Linked DNA regions of Homo sapiens: region 1 is linked to region 2. A link is a loop called in an ENCODE intact Hi-C map of the cell type or tissue named here. Cell type or tissue: Calu3. All regions are shown on one strand.

What was found. Hi-C counts contacts between places; a loop is a spot of excess contacts. Peaks named below come from ENCODE experiments on the same cell type or tissue, not always from the same donor. Only the 100,000 strongest peaks of a DNase experiment are listed, where the experiment ranks them.
Region 1: a loop joins it to region 2, with 4 times the contacts of the local background. A loop is called at or near these places in 3 of 110 quality-filtered maps.

Annotation. Positions count from the first base shown.
Region 1 is chr18:73,339,369-73,341,868 of GRCh38, forward strand. All of the region lies in intron 2 of LINC02582 (long intergenic non-protein coding RNA 2582), which reads left to right. Among named protein-coding and RNA genes, the nearest start is that of LINC02582, 16 kb to the left of the region's middle. In Calu3, no CTCF peak of the experiment used is centred here; a DNase peak (open chromatin) is centred at 1,123.
Region 2 is chr18:73,841,521-73,844,020 of GRCh38, forward strand. No RefSeq gene overlaps it. Among named protein-coding and RNA genes, the nearest start is that of FBXO15, 310 kb to the right of the region's middle. RefSeq lists a silencer at 1,431-1,604. In Calu3, CTCF peaks have their summits at 327 and 1,476; a DNase peak (open chromatin) is centred at 1,461.

The DNA of each region.
Region 1 (2,500 bases), 500 kb before region 2:
TAATATTAATATATACACTTTTTTTATATCCTCTGACCTAGAAATTTTACTTCTAGGAAATTATCATGTAGAAACAGACAAAAATTAAGCAGGAGAATGTTCTTTACAGCATTATTTACAATAATATTTTTAAATTGGAAACAATCTAAAATGTCTTGTTACATAAAGTAATTTGTATACATGTATAAATGAATACCTGCACGTAATAGGTCATAGTCTGCAGTTATTTAAAGAATGAAATACATTTCCATATACAGATGGGAAAATGTATATGCAATGTACTTTTTAAAAAAAACTTTGAGATAATTCAGAGAGCATGTTCTTATATTTTATAACCAAATATGTGTCTGTAAATGGATATAAAAATCCAGGGCACTATCCACCTGCTCATTCATAATAGTGATTTATGAATAAGATTAAAAGTAATCATAATTTTTTACTGTTACTTAACATTTAAATATTTTACAATAACAAATATCAAAAAATAGTTTAAAGTAGAATTCATGCTATAATATTACACCGGAATAGTATTTGTGCCATACTAGTACTTCTGGAGTACCAAAATCAAGTATCAAAATAATATCAAATGCAAAGGACATTTTATTGCAACTTCTGAGGGATGACATTAGTTGAATTTTAAGAATGATGTGTTAGGTTCAACTTATAAATCACTGTTAGACACATAATCCTTAATCCACCTCTATGTAGCAATCTAGAAAATAACATCAGATATAAAGCCAATAGGTAGAATTATTGTCAAAGTCTCTTTGTTTATGGGGTGATTGAAAATTTCTTGGGAAACCTGTCCAAGGGTATTTTATTGTTTTTTAAAAAATTATCTCATTATGTCTCCATGCACTAATAAAAGAGCAAGTGTGTTTCCTTCAGGTCCACAGTGAATGAACATGAAGCGTGGAAGGACTGAGGTAGATTCTGTGGTAGAATAAGTGGTGAACTGCACAAACTGAAACCAAGAAGCAAAATGTTTCATCAAGATCCTGGCCAGAAATAAGGGCTGCATAATTCTTAAGAGCACCAAGCACTCAAATAACGATTCATCCTTGAGGCAGGTAGAAGAATAAATTCCATTTGTGTGTATACACCCAGAAAAGTGCCCCGTGAGAACCACGTGAAGTAGGTTTCACGGCAATACAACTTCTGTTAGCAGGGCCCTCGGAGTTAGTCAATAATTTATCATTACATGAACTGAGCTTGGGAAAATCAAATTAAGCCTGAGCAAATAAGGAACATAGTTTTATCTGACTCTTGTCACTCATTAATCCGGAATTGATTTTTGGGTCAGACACCAAATTTTAAGTGGTTGTATGTGTCATTACTCAGATATGTTGTTTTCCTTTTGGTATTGCAATGAATCATAGAGACATGAACCTTGGCTTAGAATATTTGCATTTGTTAAGATGAAAGTCAAACCATTCAACTTTACAGAGAAAAGGAAAGTTAAGGGCAAAAACAAGAGTATTGGGAGTTTGTTTCTTGCATGAGACACTGCTTGAGTATTGCACTGGAGGATATGCAAATGTTCCTTAATCATGTGCCTCAAACAGCAAGTCTGAACTTCTTCATTAACGTCAGAGGACAGAAAAGTTACCCTTATCTTAGCCTGCTATCTTGATATAAGAAATTCACACACAGAATTTTCCAAATTTGATAGATTTTTTAATTATGAGGCATTTGAATTCTTATTTTAAATTTACATATGCCAATGAAATTACCTATGATTATAAGCATGATTTCAAACTAACTCTAACAGGAATAAAACCCCACATTACATTTTAATAAGGTAGTATCAATCTTGAGTTATTAAGAAATGTATATGCTGCACACTGCTCAGAAATATGTTAGCATGGTATTGTTGGCCACCCACGGATTATCACACAGATAAGGGCATGCTAGGGACCTTCAGAAGCAAATGTTCATTTCATGTTATGCTCACAGAGTTTTGAGACTGTAAAATGTATGGCACAATTTGAAGTATTTGGCCACTGTCAGTGACACGAATAGGTTATATAAACTGCATTTACTTCCAGTGGAAAAAGTAAACTACCACGCTGATGATGATAGCTGAGCAGACCTTAGAACACTACCCTAGAAGTAAATTTATGATCCTGTGGCATGCTAGTGGATCCCCTGAACACACTAAACCTTTGATTGAAGATTTGTAAGAAAAAAAACTAATTTCCAGAACTATATATATATATTTACACTGGAAAGAAAATGAAGTGGAAAATAAAGTAAGCAATAGCTTCAAATTTATTTAAGTTTATTTGAAACCTTTTTTCAAAAGCCAATCAATGCTCAGAACAGAGAATTAGAATTCAGACAAAACCATTTTCAGTATTAGTTTGTAAAATCTAAAATGTGATTAGGACAAGACATTAGCACTGGGAAATAATTTCTACTAGTAATAGTGAATAAAACTTACTGTGCAATATTAGTAAAAATGAAAATAGTGGAGATCTTTCTACATATTTACAAATGT
Region 2 (2,500 bases):
AAATAAAGGGTGTAATTTGATTGTTTGCAACTCAATGGATAAATGCTTGAAAGAGTAGATGACCCATTCTTCACGATGTGCCTGTTCACATTGCATTCCTGTATTGAAACGTCTCATGTACATCATAAATATATACACCTACTATACACTCACAAAAATTAAAAGTAAAAATAAATGAATACTATTCTGCAATTTTTTCAGTTAATATTTCTTGAACGTTGTTCAAGATGTATCACTGTATGGACAATATACCAGTAAATATAAATAAACAGAATTGATCTGTTTGAATTACTGCACTATTTTGCATTATTATGGATACACTCACAGAACCAGTCCCCTAGTGGTGAACAATCAGGTTGTTTATAGGCTTCCTTTTTATTGCAAACAATGCTGTAATTAAAAAAAAATCTTCACATATATACTGCTAACTATTTGTGCAAGCATGTGTGCTGGTTAAATTCCTAGTCCTGGAATTACTAGATTAAAGGAGATATGTATTTTAAATGTTGTACTATTGGACAAACTGCTGTCCACAGAGGTCACACCTATTCTTGCCTACACTTCTGATGCTGATTGAGCTCCCTGTTTAAGGGATGGCTCTTCCGCAGTGAATGCAAAAGGTCTATATCAATAAAATGTAAAATAAAAGCATTGAGAAAGCTCACAAACAAACCTATTCTAACCAGTAATGCTTGGCTAAGTACCTGATTTAAAGCTTAGATCAGTCAAGCTCTTAACAGAAGTAATCCAAATAAAAATGTGACAGTTTGCAAGTAGAGCTGGGGAAGGAGAAGGAGCCTGTGGAGAAGGTTCCTGTAGTTAAATTTCACAGTGTGTGTTCCACTGGGCTCCTGGTGAAATTTTATGTTTTATCTTTCAGTGGTTGTATGCCACCGGCTAGGTGGCTCAATCATTTTACACCAGTAAAGATACTTATTTAACAGGAGAACAATGCTATACACTCAATATGTACTGAGCATCACAAATATTCTCAGGCCTTTCATTGCTTCCATTACCAGGGAGATAATATCTAGCATAAAAAGTTTTTACAATCTTAAGTTTAAAACCAGACAGGATAGAGACCTCATGGGGAAGGTTGTTTCCTACAGGTGAATGAAGACAATACAGAGTGCTTTGGGGTTTTTATTCTTTCATTCTCTTTTGTAACTTTTTTATTTGCCCTTAGAAAAGCAGGAACTGCTCTAAACTAAAAAATAAAATGAAACTCATGCCTACATTTGAATCAAATCTCTCCCTCCCTAATGTTTAACTAGAAACATAATTGATTTTGTGCTGAACAGATAGGAGGTTGTCAAGCTGATATTTCATTCCCAAGATCTCTATCAAAGTTGTCCAAAAAAAGCAAACAGTCATTATTTATCCCCAAACCCATTAAGCGACCCCATTATTTATTTCCTCGGCCATTTACGAAGCTGCATGCGCATGCTTTCTTCAGCTGCACCACCTAGCGGGTCACGCAAGCAATTGCAGCCCGGGTTGTTCTCTGGAGCCAGTCTCCACAGCAGGAAAAGAAAACTTTATCAGTGTTATAATTAACCACATCATTTATTTAACTTTGATAAATATTTAATAATAAAATTTTTAAGCTCAAGTTAAAGGAATACCACCCTGAAGATGCATTTGTATTTCCCTTGGAGAGAAGAGAAATGTTATTGTCAAGATGGCAGGAAAAAAACTGCCTTAAGCCTGTGTGGTAACCAAAGTTCCCAAAAGAATCAATCAAGAATGTCATCAGAAAATGACTATAAGATAGTCGGCATGGTAACTGGGATATTGAGGCAGTTCTTCGTTATCTGTGTTCATATTCATTTAGAACTCAGGAATCATCGTCCCCAGCAAGCAGGGGGAAATGCTAATTAATAAAATGCTGTCCAAACACGATGCATTCTCTAACCACCATCGTTCATGCTAGCCCTGCAAATGATGATGACTGGATAATTGCTCTGGTTTCTAATGATATTATTGCTGCTATTCCACAGCCAATCGTGTTCCCCATTCTCAGAGCATCACAAAATAGAAGTTTGATCAATGCAAACCACATGGAAGAAGCAACAGGCTGCGTTCTGCTTAGAAGTCCTAACGCAGAGCATCCCAGATGAGATGGGAGCTCTAAGCACACAGGCAATCAAGCGTGCACAGCAGACGCTAATGACTCCCATAAACGGCAGTTCAATCAAATGCTTTATTTCTGCCTGGAATAAACTCATCCATGATTTGCAAATCAAACTTTACCCAAAAGTATTTCTACCTGGTGCAGCAAGACCTTCACTCTCCTGCCCGGGGGAAAGCAACATCCTGGTCAACACAGGAATGCCCCTTGAGCCATGGTAAACAGGTGCCTGGAATCTGCCTCCAAATCCCCACACTAAGGGTGAACCAATAGAAATTCCAGGTAAAAGGTAAATGGAAATTATCTTCCATGGCTTAGGTTTTTGCACAGATGAATCACGGCATAAATAACACAGTCAAAATAAACCCA